2 separate regions of the Homo sapiens genome follow, and region 1 is linked to region 2. Evidence: chromatin loops called from intact Hi-C (ENCODE). Cell type or tissue: gastrocnemius medialis. All regions are shown on one strand. Each heading gives the region's core, and the rest is flanking DNA. Links, peaks and the distances in the headings are about the cores only.

Evidence for each region. A loop is a pair of places that touch in the nucleus more often than their neighbours do. Peaks named below come from ENCODE experiments on the same cell type or tissue, not always from the same donor. Only the 100,000 strongest peaks of a DNase experiment are listed, where the experiment ranks them.
Region 1: it touches region 2 in a loop (2.7-fold over the local background); 2 of 110 quality-filtered maps call a loop at or near these places.

The regions. Positions count from the first base shown.
Region 1 is chr3:188,217,658-188,225,997 of GRCh38, reverse strand. It overlaps LPP (LIM domain containing preferred translocation partner in lipoma), which reads right to left. Exons shown (of 12, transcript NM_001375462.1): 2 at 471-593. Among named protein-coding and RNA genes, the nearest start is that of FLJ42393, 43 kb to the right of the region's middle. In gastrocnemius medialis, for the core only: no CTCF peak of the experiment used is centred there; DNase peaks (open chromatin) are centred at 1,237, 1,867, 4,877 and 5,427; H3K27ac peaks cover 7,837 bases.
Region 2 is chr3:188,073,996-188,082,335 of GRCh38, reverse strand. No RefSeq gene overlaps it. Among named protein-coding and RNA genes, the nearest start is that of LPP-AS2, 76 kb to the left of the region's middle. In gastrocnemius medialis, for the core only: no CTCF peak of the experiment used is centred there; DNase peaks (open chromatin) are centred at 4,985 and 5,905; H3K27ac peaks cover 6,422 bases.

The sequences.
Region 1 (8,340 bases), core at 247-8,246, 140 kb before region 2:
ATCACAAAAGAAGCAGCACTTTGCACAAGGGCAAACAAGAGACACTCAATAATACTGCTTTCTTTCCTTGTAAATGCCCAAACACTGTTCAGTGACATTTTCATTTTGGTCTTTCCATTTCATGAACACTTTCTTCCATGCCAAATGAGAAAGAAGGAGGCAATACAATTGCTGGCAACCTGAAATCATCGTTACTCCAAATTTTCCTCCAAGTTCAATGCTACCACCTTCCAAGAGCTGAGCTCTGCCTTTGCTTTGCCACACATTTTATTAGCATGGTTATATATTGTCTATTGCCATAAAAGCAACTCAAGAAAGAAGGAAGGGCATTTCAGTTCTTCTCTTATTCTTAATGCATCCTAGTTACTGATGCCCATACTTTAAGTGGAAAACACTGATGTTTAAAACTCATTAAAACATATACATTGATTTTAAAAGGCAAATGTGTTCTTTTTGTGTGCGGGACTCACCAATTGAGGAAAAAGATCTTCCCTCTGATGAGCGTCCAGTGGAACAATGAAAAAAGCAGAACACAGGGAATCAGAAGACCAGGTTCTGTCTTCTGCTCTGTCTCTGAGCCTCAAAGTTCCCACCTATGAAAAACAGAAGGGTGTTGCTTATGTATCTCTAGGGTCTTAACCAGCTTCAGAAATTCCCAGGCTTATAAAGTCTCTGACTGGGCCGTGGTTTACTTCTATACCTCCTAAACTCCTAGTCAGATCCTGGCACTCTTATTTCACTAATTTGACTCAGAATGATGGGGAAAGAGAATGCTGATGCCTCAGTGTTCATATCTCAGCTCTCCTAGTTCTCCTGGGAAAACAGCTTCATCTTAATAATGGAGGTGAAAGAGGCAAGTCAGTTAGATACTCAAATTGTAGGGAAGAAAAAAATTAACAGATAAACCTAAACTATACCAAATAAAAAAAGAAAAGGAATATGAGTTTGGAGACAAATTTCTAACTATAGGACCTAATGTTCTTTGAACTTTAGTTTCCTTGCCTGAAAAGTGAGAATCAGTGAGCAGCAGAGGGATAAACAATCTTGACATTTCCCAGTAAGCCGTCCTTGATATCATTTGGATATGTGTCCCCTCTGAATTTCATGTTGAGTTGTAATACCTGCTGTTGGAGGTGGGGCCTGCAGAGGTGATTGGATGATGGGGGCGGATTTCTCATGAATGGTTTAGCACCATCCTCTTGGTGCTGTCCTCACGATCACGAGTGTGTTCTCATGATATCTGGTCATTTAAAAGTGTGTGGCAACTCCTCTGCCTACTCCCTCTCTTGCTCCTGCTTTTGCCATCTGAGACACCTGCTCCTCCTTTGCCTTCAGCCATGAGTAAAAGCTCCCTGAGGTCTTCCCAGAAGCCAAGCAGATGCCAGTGCCATGCTTATACAGACTGCAGAACCATGACCCAATTACACCTTCTTTCTTATAGATTACCGAGCCTCAGCTATTTCTTTATGGCAATGCTAGAATAGCCTAATACAGCCCTTATTACAGGTTTTATTTCATTAGCAACTATTATTGTTTTGCTAATGATTACACAGTATGTATGCCAACAGACAAGTATCCCAAGGCAAGGGCTGTTATAAAACTTGTCTTTCATGTATGCAGGAGAAATCCACATACGAGAAACTACCATGCCCATTTCATTGTTGTCACTGTAAACATTACCTAGCCAATCATACAATTGTTTTGTGTACAAAACAATTCCAAGTTCAAAGTTGGGAGGGATTTTTTAAATGACCCACCTCAACTTTTCCAACTGACAAGAGAACCCGGTGGCCTGGGTAAGGAGGTGACCTCTTCAGGAGCCACTTGATCCACTGGATCAAGTGACTGCTTGCTTTGACAAAGGACAACAAAACACACTGGGCAGAGGGACTTGTGCTTGGTCACATGAGTCACACCTAGAGCCAAACCAGGACTTACAAATCCAGGCCTCGAACACCTATTTCAACGCTCTCCCAGTAACCTCAACAGCAGACAGAAATTAAGTAGGCAAAATGGAGTATAATCACTATCAGCCCAGAAAAGCAAGGAGTTTCCTGAGACCTAGTGGTCTTCAAGGACATTGGAATTCTGAAAGCCATTTCCACTGAAAGGAGAGAGAGGCATAATTTCAAACTTACTGAGAAATGGGTTGTTAGGAAGCCAACATTAGACCTGTGAACAATGCAATTTCATAAAACAAACGAAAAAGGTTGTCCCTACCCTCACCCGCAAGCTGCATAAAACCAAAGCTTCTCCTTGCAGAGAGAGATACAAATCACAACAGTTTCTACAACAGCAGCAAAGGGCATCTGACTTCCCAGATTTTTAAACTTCACTGAAAGGAAGAGCTCTCCACCCTTGGCCCTGAGGGAGTCTCACTCACACTCTCCAGCTTCCCTCCAGGCACAAATGAAAGTGGTCTCCATTTTCCATAGCCAACTTCTCTTTTAATAATTTTTTCTTATTTTCCATAAAGAGAACAAGCAGCTTTGCTAAAGAACCACTGTGAAATGATTGAAGTTCCCATGCAAACAAACCATTAGCAGAGTTCAAACGCAATTTAAATTACCAGTTGTTAAAGTGCTTCTCAATTTCGTGGTAAGTTTCCAAGGAGAATTACATGCTATATACTATTTAATTGGTTGTTTTCTATTTTTTAACATCCATTTATCCCCCCCACCCGGTTATAGTTCAGAAGTATCTATAAAAGCTTCCCTTTAAAAAATTATACATTGTTGAATAGATTAAATCTAAAGATTGAAAAGTATCAGAGAAACAGCTGCAGGATCACGCAGCTCACCAGAAATTGATGGTTTTGACACCACAAAACATGCAGAATTTTAAATCTTAGGAATCACCTAGTAGTGCCCTCACTCTTTACAGCTGAAGCACCGAATTCCCAAAAGGGAATGATGGAGTTGGCCTTGAGTATTTTCCCTGGTCAGCGACAAATTCAAGATGAGACACATTATTCCAAACTCCCAGCTCCCTGCCACCTCTTCCACATGTTGCCCATAAATGGCAGAAGAAGATGGTATGAAATAGCTGATAAACTTGATTTTCCACCTGTATTTTTTTTAAGAAAATATAAAGCCCTCTTCAAATATACTCCTGACCTCAAACATTATGGGCAATGGCAAGTATCTCTCCAAAAGAGAAGAAAATAAGTAAAGGCTGATGAATGAGTACAGTTAAAGGAGCTCAAAACAAGACACTTTATGAGCAGATTCTTGGCAGGAAAAGTCAAGACACTAATCTAGATTCATTAAACAAGTTATGTGACATCAACACTGCAGATTTTCACAGTTCTATCTGGCCCTGAATTAGTGCTGCCCCCAGAGACAGAGAAAGAGAGGATAAAAAAAAAATCAACAATGTGAAAGCAAGTCTTGTCATATCTGTAAATGGAAAGGATTTCTAGAAGCCATCAGGAGTGCAGTTTGAAGTTCCAGACTTTGATATTGGACTTGTGTAAAGGATTTTCTCAAAGCTCAGGTTTCTCTGTCTGCAAAACAGGGTTAATATCATCTACCCAACAAGGTGTATGCAACCATTTCCTGGGATCCCATATCTAGCACGTATGGCACAAAGCCTGCACACAATATGCACTAATTCACGTTCACCCCTTCCAAGGCTTTTATAATTTCTCAAAGCCTATAGTTCTGTGATTCTAATTTATGTGGACTAAAACCACGTCTTGTAAGCCAAGCATATTCCCTAAGTTTGTTAGATACTGTATGTCTCCTGACTGTAAACTCATTTATTTTATCATTTGAAAAAAAATTCATAAAAATTTATATATCTAAGTACTTTGCTTTAAAAGCAAACTTTTTGGAAATGCTATTTTTAAATGGCCTCCAAATCCACATTTTGAAACACACACACTAATAAAATCCCAGTTTCATATCCAAGACCTTATTTAAACTTTCCATCAACCATAAGAAAAATTTCCCAATTGAACACTGAAGAAACTGAGGAACGGAGAAGTTAGACACTCATCCAATATCTCTAGGCTAGTAAGTGGTAAAGCCAGGATTTGAACACAGGCGTTCAAAATCAAGTTTCATGACACAGGCTTTATTAATTTATAATTACAACTATAATATGGACAGTTCTTCCTCTAGAGGTGGAAATATACCTTTAAAACTCCTGCTATTTTCATATTTCATGGAGCTTTGGGATAAAAACAAAGCCTACATTTCAAACTATTTTTTTAAAAGTTCACATTAACAGCAAGTAAATCTTTCCTGAATTCTACCTTGCTATTATATTCTTAAGTGAAATAAAAAGCTCAGAACCCTGGCACTAAGCAGACATCTACTGGTATGTGGGAAACAAACCTGAAAAGGGTTAACAATTAACTAGCTGATATCAGACCAATTCAAAAACAATTCGAATGGCCGGGCTCATGATCAAACAAATCATGGGAACCCCAGTATGGGCTATGGAAACCACTCTGGCACAACTGTTAGTTAACAGAATGTCACATGTTCTGCATTCAGGGGCGCACCAAAGAGAGGTTTGCTAACACCTTCTGTCTTGGATAACACAGTGTGTGGACCTAGCAGGTGTAGGTGCTGAGTTGGACATGCCTAGGGGTGTCGAAGAGCCTCAATGGGGGACACACTGGAACACAAAAGACAGAATGAAAAGTGTAGAAAAGCACGAGTACATGCAACGTCCTTTTGAGGGTCTAAAAGTTCTCTGCAGATGATGTGACTTCTAAACGATGCCTGAACACCCAAGAGGATTTCCACGGATGAGGAGGAGAAAAATAGGCTCAGGGAACACAATGTGCAAAGGCCTTGAGAAGGATGAGTTCAGGGTGTTCTCAGAGAAAGTGACTAATCTGGTGAGGCCAGTGACAGAGGATGCAGAGGAATGTGGTGGGACACACGCCTGGAAAGGGATGTGGCAGCCAGAGCCTGGAAGACCTTGTATCTCATGTTCTAAAGCACTTGGATCTTAAGCCATAGGTGTTGCGTTTCGGGAAGTGACACAATAGAAAGTTAAATGGTAGCCCTATCCCTTTAAGAAATGAATCCCTTTCCATGGTCAGTTTCCAAGCATAGCAAGGGTAGGGGAGCTACCTATGAAGGGATCTTCTCCCTGTGGCCCCACTCACAGAGAAGTCGGGGGGCAGGTGGCTTTCAGAGTTGCTCTTAACCCATACCTTCAGTGACCCTTTCCTCTAGGTCTGAAACTCTCACCAACATAACAGACCCACTGGAAGGCCCAGGAAAGAAACAAAGTTTCACGTTCCAAGCAGGACTACCACTCTGCCTTCAGTGAACTGCCAGTCCCACCCAACTCCTTGAATCAGAAGAAGCTGGTCTGGAGACAGGCTCCATCCAGCCTTTCTGCTGTCTCTTAAGCAGGAGCCAGAGGCCTACCCAGCTTGTACTCTATGTGCCTGAAGCTCAACATCACAGAGCTCACAGAGTTCTCAGCCAGGCCTGAAACCTCGTGACATGAGATTAGTAATGAGCCTGTGCTGATGTCACCACTTAGGTTGTATGGAATCCTCCTTTCCCTTAAAGGAAACTTTGTAGCAGTATCCATATGTCAAGGCCTTCAAAGATGCAATGCCCTCCCTGCCCTTGAAGAGCTCCCAGTCTAGAAGGAGAGATAAGACATCAAGTAAGGGAGGACAAGTGCCACAGAAGAAGCACAGGTAACAATGCAAATTTTCATACCACACGGTGACATGACATGAGGTGATGTCATAAAAAAAAGTCATGACAACAAAGGAAAGGAAAATTGTTGACGATTCCAGATTTACGTGACCTCACCGGGAGAATCAGACCATTTTTATACTACTCCTGTCAACATGGTGGGTTTCAGGGGGAGCACCTATTGTATCACACCCATCTGGCAGATGGGAAAACTCAGGCTCAAGCAAGTTAACTGACAGTGAGGAAGTATCACAGCCGGGATTCAAATCCATATCCCATGCTCATATGCAGCATACATTTGTACTCTATTGCCTCACAGCTAACTGTGGTTGAGTTAGCAGAACAGAGAACACAGAGATCACTTCTAATGGATGGGAGAGCAGGTGGTGATCAAGGATTATTCCCTTCCCAAGATGGCGTCTGTGCAGAAGTTTACAGGAGGATTGGGAGTTCTATGAATGAAGATTGGAGAGGTTATCTCAGGCTAAAGGAAAGGCATGTGCTAAGGCATGAAGGTGAGAAAGTGCAAGATATATCTGGGGGTTGGTAGGAAATGTGTTTGATTTAAAGATATGTAAGCAGGAGCATCAAGGACCCACATGGACCCACAGTGGACCGATGTTGGTGTCCATTTATGACAGGTCCTGGATACCAGGGGCAGGAGTTTTTACTTAATACTGTTAAGTACTAGAAAAGTAATAAATGTTTCACAGCAAAACTGTGGCATGGTTTCAGCTTTACTTGGGATTCTGTGCTCTAACAGTAGGGCTATGCAAATAGCCTTTCAGCACCTGAGCCAGGGTCAGGAATAATGCGCCCTTGGGTCCTTTCAGGTCAATATACAGAAAGACATTGTTCCCTGGCTATGACTTCAGAGGTAAGAAAATCTACACCTATTTCATAGAGCCTGACCATCATCTTAAGAGCCTCCGTGACTCATTAAATATTAAATTCCGGGCCCCGGCTAGAGCACAGGTACCCTCAATTGGTAAACACAGCATGGGGAACAGGATAGAGTCAAAGAATAAAAGGAACTGTGCTTGACCCTTGGATTCTACACTTATTAACTATGGAATTTTGAGCAACTTACTTCCTTTTATCAAGGGTGCAGTTTCTTCATTTGTAAAATGGAAACGATAATATGTATACAGCTAGGTTCTTGTGAGAACAATCAAGTTGTGAGATTAAATATGAGGACGTGTGATTCCTACACGCAGGCTAACATGTTTAGAATAAATCCCCCCCACCCCGCCCCTAAAAGCCACCATGTTGAAAGGGTAGTATAAAAACTGCCCCATCTTCCTGGTAAAGTGATCTAAATCTGGATTTGTCAACAATTTTTTCTTTCTCTGTTGAAAATTGAGCTGTATTCCCCAGGCAAGTCATTACATCTTTTTGTGCCAAATTGTTTTCATCTTTTAAATGACCCAGTAATCCCACTTTGGGCAATATACATAAGGGAATAATCCAAAAGGAAAAAAGAAGGCAATTTGTTCAAAGATGTTATTCATAGTGCTATTTCTGGCTCTTTATATATCCCCCTATTATAGCACTTATCTCACTGTGCTGTAATTATCCACTCCCCTTCCATACGCCTCCAAATTATCTTTGAATCAATCCCCAGCACCTAGCACAATGCCTGGCATACAGTAAGAACTCAATAAATGTTTGTCAACTCAATGAATAGGTAATATAAAAGAAATTTTAGAAGAAACTTGAATGAGCAATAACAAAACACTGTTTTTAAGAGATTATGCTAATTATTTGAAAACCTGGTAACTACAGACTGCAAGAGGGGCGCATGAGAAAGCCTCAGAAATGAGTTTTAGATGACTTAGTGTATGATTTCTGAGCATCTCTGGGCTTAGGCTGATTATAGTATAAGATTGCCAGGGGATACACAGGAGGATGAGGTCACAAGCTAAGTTGCTTTGGCCTGGTGGCTAGAGGATGGGGCTTGGTCAGAATTTTGGATTCTCTACCTGATTCAGCCACTACCTAACTTCTCCAAGACCTGAAAAATGAAGTATCTGCAGGAAAGCCCAGCCTGTTAAAAGGAATTACAGGGAACTGCCAAAGGGCAGCAACTGTGAATTCAAATGTAAATGAAAAAAGAGGGCTGGTAGGTGCCCTTGGACCGCAGTCCAGTCCTCAAGACAAGGAGAGGCTTTCAAACCCCAGCTCTTCTGGGCTCCCACTGAGCCTTCCAGACCCATCTCACATGGAGATTGAAGATTCCTTACCAGGGAGTTTACAGGAGACAGAAATCTCTGCATGAACAGACAACACCATGAAAAAACAACATGTTAAATACAGCCCATAAAGTCAGCATCACTCTGAACGTTCCTCATTCTTGGTGGGAAAGAATGTTTTACAAAAATACCCAGGGAGAGCAAAGGAAGCTGCACGTTCTGCAGGGCTTATTTTGGGGCGTTCCAACAGCTCTCAGCTGGGAAGCCAAAGGCAGGAAGCCACCATCCTCTGTGCACTGGCCCAAAGCTCAAGGTTAGAAACTAAATGGGAGAGGGGTGAGAAACAGATACTCTTTGGTCTTGGAACGCCAGCTGCTTATCTGGGCAACCCCCTAGGGCACCTATTTTCATTTCCCTCTGAGTATCCCAGATTCCTGCCCATTTAGCTCAGCATTTCTCTGAAGGAAATCACA
Region 2 (8,340 bases), core at 142-8,141:
ATCAGTGTCCCTGTTTCCAAGTTTGCTGAAATATTCTCATCTACAAACTCTTGTCTGTTGACCATCTGACCTCTGAACATCTGCAATAATGGGGAACTCACCAGCTACTGACAGAGTCTGTTTCATATCTGGAAACATCTCACTGTTAAAAAATCCTCCCTTTGGCTGAGATGACATCAGTTTCCCAGCAGCTTCCAGAACTGATTTGTAATTCTTGTTCTTGATTCTACACCAAAAAGTTATGAAAACCCCCTTCCCTATAATAGTCCTTCAGATTTGCAAAATAAAGGATTATGTCTTTGCTGGGTTTTCTTATGACTGATTAAAACTCCCCAGTTTTAAAATATTTTCTCATGGAGCTTTGTTTCTCGGCCTTTCACCATTACAAAGGTAGGATTGGTGATTTGCCCAACAAATGGGGGAGGCAGAGGCTCCCGGACCACAGTAGAGCAGATGGGAATGGTTGGATCCCTATGTACTCAAGGTTACAAGGATCAGGATGGAAAGGACATTTTTATCAAATAGTGCCAGCCAGCCCCATACCCAGCATTGTCAGTGCCTCACACACAGTTGGAGCTAAATGAATAAATACTGCCAGTGAATAAATGCAATGAGAGCTTTGTTATCTATAAGAGGCATCTATTTTATTCCTCCAGAACACTGTAATTTTGGAGTGTCTTTCTATAATTTTTCTGCTACTATATCACTATGGAGGACAAATTTTACTTTCTTCTTAAACACTGAGATGTATTGAATTCCACTGAAGTTTTTCCTTTGAGTCTCAGATTTTAGGTGCACATGAGAAAATGAGATATGAGGGAGAACAGGAAAGTGGGTGAGATAGGGTGTCACCTAAAATTTCTCCTGCTATTTGCAGCTATTTCCCATACTCAGTCTTATGTTGACAAAGCTTTGAGCTCATAACAAAAATGAGTTTCCAAAGCATTAAAAGGGGGTGGGGCATGAGTCACAGATCCCAGGGGGAGACATTGGATGTCAGTCAGTCCAATCCGGCACCTGATAATTGATCTCCTTTACAACACCGGATTCAGATTTGGTTAATATTTACTGAGCAGCTACAGTGTACTAGGCACTCTGTAAGATGCTTTTACATAAAACCTCTCATTTTGTCCTCCCTTCTCTGCAGTGAGAAAGGTATTAGAGTCCCCTGGCGTCAAGAAAGAGAGATTTGACACCAGCAACACTGACCTGCTGCTAGTATACTCCCGATCTTCTAAGGAGATGTTTCATTCATTAAATCAAGAGAAGTCTATGAAGCCTTCAGCAATGATTCCTAAACTGTATTCTTTCAGGTCTGTGGAGTTTGTAAGAGCTCCATATATGCGCTCAAGGTTGTCTAGAGACTGCAAAAAATAGACATATTTTACTCATATATACTTGTTTTCTCAAGTGTATTGCGGATACTGTTGTGATAAATCAAATACAATTTTTAAAACTATGTCACTAAAACCACAGTTTTTGTCACCATATATTTTATCAATCATTAGAATTTTTAATTAACATACTTTATTTTTTGAGCAATTTTAGTTTTACAGAAAAATTGAGCAGAAAGTATAGATTTCTCATACACTTCCTTGTCCTACCTCTCTCCCCAGCCTCCCCTATTATTAACTTTTTGGATTAATGTGGTATATTTGTTACAGTTGATGAGTCAATATTGTTGCAGTGTTATTAATTCAAGTCTATAGTTTACATTATGGTTTACTCTTTGTGTTGAATATTCTACAGGTTTTGATAAATGTGTAATGACATGTACCCACCATTATAGCATCCACTATTATAGACACAGAATAGTTTCACTGCCTTAAAAGTCCCCTGTACTCCACCAATTTATCCCTTCCTCTCTCCCCTGAACACCTGATATTTTTAGTGCTTTCATAGTTTTGCCTTTTCCAGAATGTAATATAGACAGTATCATGCAGAATGTAGCATTTTCAGATTGGCTTTAAAAAAATTAGTGGTATGCATGTACGTTTCCTCCATATTTTTTCATGGATTGCTAGCTCATTTTTTATTGCTAAATAATATTCCACTGTATAGATATACCACAATTTGTTTATCCATTCTCCTATAGAAGGACATCTTGGTTGCTTCCAAGTTTTAGTAATTATGAATAAGACTGCTGTAAACATCCATATGCAGGTTTTCGTATGGACATAAGTTTTCAACTCATTTGATTAAATACCAAGGAATGTGATTGGTGGATTGTATGGTAAGAGTATATTTAATTTTGTAAGAAACTGCCAAGCTGTCTTTCAAAGTGTCTATTTCATTTTGCATTCCCACTAACAGAGAATAAGAGTTACTATTGCTCCACATCCTCATCAGCGTTTGGTTGTCAGTTTCTTGAGTTATCTTTATTCTAATAGGTAGGTGCTAATATGTCTTTGTTATTTTAATTTGTAATTCCCCAATGATGTATGATGTGCAACATCTTATAAATACATATTTTCCATCAGTATATCTTCTTTGGTGAGGTGAATGTTCAGATATTTTGCCCATTTTTAAATTGCATTGTTTGTTTCCTTATTCTGGAGTTCTAACTGTTCTTTGTATATTTTGAATAACCGTCCTTTACCAGATATGTGTTTTGCAAATATTTTCTCCCAGTCTGTGATTTGTTTCTTTATTCTTTTAATAGTGCCTTTCACAGAGTAGAAGTTTTTAGTTTTAATAAAGTGTAACTTAACAATTCTTTCTTTTATAGGCTGTGTTTTTGGCATTGTTTCTAGGAAATCATCATCAACCTCAACGTCATCAAGATTTTCTCTTATGTTATCTTCTAAGAGTTTTATAGTTTTGTGTTTTGCACTTAGGTCTATGACCCATTTTGAATTGATATTTTGTGAAAGGTGTAAGTTCTATGTCTAGATTCACTTTCTTGCATGTAGATGTCCAGTTGTTCTGGCACCATTTGTTGATATGACTATTGTTTCTGCATTGAATTGCCTTTGCTCTTTTGTCAAAGATCAGTTGATTTTTCATGTGTGGGTCTATTTCTGGGCTCTATATTCTGTTCTGTTGATTTTTTTTCCTATTCTTTTGCCAGTCCTACTGTCTTGATTACTGTAACCTTATAGTAAGTCTTTCAGTTAAGATAGTGTCAATCCTCCAAATTTGTTCTTCTTTAAGCTTGTATTGGCTGCTCTGAAGCCTTTGGCCTTTCCACATAAACTTTAAAATCGGTTTGTTGATATCCACAAAGTAACTTGCTACGATTTTAACTGGGATTGGGTTGAATTTATAGATTAATTTGAGAAGAACTGACATGTTGACAATATTGAGTTTTTCTAGCCATGTACATTTATTTAGCTCTTTGATTTCTTTCATCAGGGTTTTACAGTTTTCCACATATAGATCATGTACATATTTTGTTAGGTTTATACCTAAGTATTCCTCTTATTTTAGTGCTATGTGAAAGGTTTTGTATCAGAATTTCTAAAGGATAAGTAGTATTAATTGGGACACCTATATTTTTTAGGTTAAAATGTGGTCTGCTTAATCCAAAAGATGAGAAACTGCTGGCTGATGTGATACTGGACATAAAGTAACTAATGGTAGGGCTCTGAGCTTCTGCTCCCAGAGGGGTATCTAATGGTGTTTCTGTGGCAATGTCGTGGTACACTAAGAGAGAAATGCCATTTGCAGCTCAGACTCTAAGAAGGAAATAACTTTTACATCTTCAAGAGTTTAAAACATGTTTCCCTTGCCACATCCCACATAGAGAGAAGGTGGGCAGCAACATAAAAGCCTGTGTAAAGAGTGCAGGTTAGAGGAAGGGAGAACTATAGCATTATTCGACTATTCTTTTTCTCTAGCAGAGTAGATACACCGCATTGCTCTTAGGACAAAGACAAGGATTCTTTCCAAAGCCTACAAACTGGGAATGGTCTGACCTCTATCAGCCTCTTAAACCATATGCTCACTTCCTCCAGGGCTTGGCCACGTCGGCCTTACACATCCTCTTCTTTGCTTTTCCACAGGGAAAAGTCTACTTTTTCCACAGGGGACTTGAATCTGCTGGTTTTTCTCCTCTTTAGCCAACACATGCATTACTTCCTTGATCCTCCCAAACCAGGCCTCTTAAAGTGCTATATGCTTCTGAGCACTTGTTGTACTATGATTTTGCATTTATTTATGTGATTAGCTGATTACTAGACCATAAGTTCCACAAGGAAAGGCAGTTACATCTGTTTTTTTCTCACCATTATCATCTCAGTGTCATCCCTGTTGAGTGAATCAGTGATTGATTAGATATCTTACAGAATTAAGAGCTGTATATATTTCTTATTTTAGAGTATGGAGGCCAACCAGTTATCCAAAAGATCCTCTAGGTATTATGATACATACAGACACTTGCTATGGGTGGTTCTCCATCCAAACAACACAATCAACATTCTGGTTTCCAGTGAAACTAGAAAAACTAAGTCAGTGGAAACTAAGTCAGTAGCTTTCCTCACACATCTTTGTCGTCGCGAGGCTTATACCAGTTTGGAAAAATTTAATTTTAAGAGCTTATTTGGCAAACATTTACTAAATATCTACTCTGTGCCACATGCTGCGTTAAATGAGAACCAGACATAAAGTGTCTCAGCCATGGTCTCCATCTTGGAAGACTGGAGTTACAGTGTGGGAGGGATACCTGTCAATTCCACATCAAACTAAATGGTCGGGGTGGAGTCATAGTGAGGGCTGTAAGCTGATGCTCTGGGGCCCCATTCGGTCTTCCTGGTTTTGTTTTTGTTTTCGTTTCTTTGGCTGTACACTCCTTCTGAAACTTTTTGACCTGAATGACTTAGGCCAGTCCCGTACATTTTGTTCCTTTAGTCTTCCACCACGCACTTCTGTCTCATACTTTGCTGGGTATTTCTTGTGTTTCCACTGCCTGCTTGGCCCCGAAGTACATCCAGTTGCTGACCTTTGGTTGGGGCCAATCCTTCTCTGGGGTCAGTGGTTGGCCAGAGAGAAACTGCTTTTCACATTCCTGTTTTGTGCAAGGAACTGTGGGAGACACATATAATTGGATCATGCAGGGCCCTGATGTCCAAGAACTCACAGTCCAGTCAAGAAAGTGACACACACTGTCTCAGAGTGTTTACCAAAGCAGCTGTGAGAAGCGACTGGAGCACATGTTTTGATCCCTGTGTTTGCAGCTCCTGTTCATGGCATGGCAAGATCACCATGCAAGCCCTTATCTTGTCTTCTTTTAGGGAAATTAACTGTGGTTCTGTTACTGTGTGACCATGGGTAAATTACTGCAACTTCAGCTCATTGAGCTATGGTTTCTACACCTATAAGCTGGAAGTGATATTAGGGGACAACCAGGTTGTTGTGAGGTTTAAATACACAATGCAGGCCCGGTATGGTGGCTCATGCCTGTAATCCCAGCACTTTGGGAGGCCGAGGCCGGTGGATTACGAGGTCAGGAGATCGAGTCCATCCTGGCTAACATGGTGAAACCCCGTCTCTACTAAAAATACAAAAACAAAATTAGCAGGGCATGGTGGCGGGTGCCTGTAGTCCCAGCTACTCCGGAGGCTAAGGTGGGAGAATGGCATGAACCCGGGAGGTGGAGCTTGCAGTCAGCTGAGATCACGCCACTGCACTCCAGCCTGGGCGACAGAGCAAGACTCCCTCTCAAAACAAAAACAAAAACAAACAAACAAAAGGAATATATATAGAAATGCTTGGCATAACATTCTGTATAGAAGAGATAACCAACTAATATGGAGTCTGAATCCTGCTTTATGGTGACCTTCATAGACCCTGTTGCAGAATATGTTTTGGCAACTCTCAGGCCTACCTTTCATAGGAAGCCTCAGCAGGGGATCGGGCAAACCTCATCCCTGCCCAGCCATCAGCTGCACAGAACACTCTGTGCCGGCAGCAGGCCTGGCCATGTGACCTCTTCTCCTTCTTGGCTGTTCCCACTGGCAAGCTGTGAATAGCCAGAGACACCCTCCATAATGCTGAGACCTTTTCCCAAGGAGCCCAGCGGGAAAAATGTTCTGTGTCTTTGCAAAGCCTGACCCTCTTCTGGGGCCAATTCTGCTGGAGATACAGAGAACCTAATTGTTTCATGTACTTCACGTCTCTCTGTTGGTGGCCACTTAAACCCTTCTTTACCATAATGAATGAAATGCTTCAAAGAATCAGGATCCAGCAATCTCAATGGCCCCAGGAGCACCAAGACGTTCAGGTTGACAGATTCAGAGAGTGTCAGAGCAGGAAGGCATCTTGAGCTTATTTGTCCAACCTCCCCCTTCCCCAGCCACCTTATAGCTGAAGAAGTTGAATGTCAAAGAGACAAAGCCACAGACAGACCTAGATCTCTTGCCTTCCAGGCCTGGGCTTCTGCTGTGACACCATCCTGCTTTCCGCATGTGGAAAGAAATATTGAGTGTGGTTGTGTGCGTGTGCATGGGGCCCCACTAGTGCCAGTTGTCGCAAGTGATAGATCAGACTCAGCCAAAAAAAAAAAAAAAGTTCACATGGTTGGGAATGTGGGAGACAACAGATTAGCTTGTACAACTGAGATGCCAGGAGGACATCTGGCTTTGGCTGTGTTCTTGGGATCTGGTTTTGCTCTCTCCATCTTTTAGCTCTTCTTCCTTTATGTTACCTCCATTCTAACATTCTCTTTTCTCTCAAGAAGACCTCCATAAGTTTCCAGGGTGAAGTCCTTTAGGATAATGTGCAGTGGGGGAAGTAGGAAAGTTCTCTGTCCCAGCCTTCTCTGCAAAAACCCTAAGGTTCGCTCTGATGAGGCTTCTTCTATCACATGCCCTCTTGTGAGCCAATCACGGGGGCTGGTGACTGCAGTGCACTAACTGATGTAGGCCTGAGCCATGCATTCCACCCCAGGGCTGGGGACAGGTCCCACTCAGACCTCGTGGACTGAGAGTGAGATGCTTCTAGAAAGGGGAAATGGGGCTCTAGGGCCAAAGCGTGAAAAATGTTCTCTGCACCCCTCTGGGCTTCTGTGTCTGATAATTAGTTTCATTGTGTATTAGGTTTATCAAATTTTCCATCTTCCCAAAGTAGGAAATGCTTTGACCTCTAGCAAATATGATAGTGCAATTCTTATAGTAGAAATAAACTCAGAAAAGACTGCAACATTTCCCTGGGTGAGGTGGAGATCCTGGGCTTTAGGAAACACACCATCCCACTGTTGATCAGCTAATCCAGGCCTTGTTCTGCATTTGCTTCTATTAAATAAAAAATGAGACATGTAAATAAACAAAGACAAAATCAAGCAAACTAAAAAAAACTCAAAGGCCTAATCTTTCAGATTGCTAAGAAATTCTGATTAAACATATTCCAACATAAGACATAGGCCATTGTAGCTACGTAAGGACGTTGCTTGGTGCTTGAGAATATGTAAGCCCTCAATGAGCACCAATTTAACATCTTCTTATTTTTATTTGTATAATTTTTTTTGAGACAGAGTCTCCCCCATCCCCCATCAGACCCCACCCCCCACCCCGCCGTTGCCCAGGCTGGATGGAGTGTGGTGGTGCAATCTCAGCTCACTACAACGTCTGCCTCCCCGGTTCAAGCGATTCTCCTGCCTCAGCCTCCAGAGTAGCTGGGATTACAGGTGCACACCACCACACCAGGATAATTCTTGTATTTTTAATAGGGATGAGGTTTTGCCATGTTGGCCAGGCTAGTCTCGAACTCCTGACTTGAAGTGATCTATCTGCCTTGGCCTCCCAAAGTTCTGGAATTTCAGGTGTCAGCCACCACACCCGGCCTCAGTATATCATCTTCTAAAAGTCAGGTAAGAGCTACTTGCACCATTTAAGAAGCATTTTCATGACAACTACTGCACAATCTGTATGAAGGCAGAGTGCCGCCTGTCTCCATTCTACAGACAGGAGAGTGAGGCTGGGAGAGGTGAGCAACTTGCCAGAGGCCATGTTGTCAGTAGTAGATCTGAAAAATCATCCCAGGCCCTTCGACCCCAGAGACCTTAATCTTTCCAGCATATTGTGGTCTCCCTGGAGACGTGTCAATACTTTCTATTATTTTCCTTAAAAGGAAACATCATATTCAAAAGGCAAATTAACATTAACAATCCAAATTCTTTTTACTATCAGACTGGTAAAAGATTTAAAAGGATCAATGAAATCAAATTTTAACTAGGTCATAAGAAAAGATCCTCTCATATGTTGTTGGTGGGTCTGAAAATTGATACAATATATTTGGAGTCAAATTTGGCAATTATCTTTTAGAATAAAAAATAATGGCATTTTGGCAGGTCATGGTGGCTCACGCCTCTAATCCCAGCACTTTGGGAGGCCGAGGTGTGCAGAT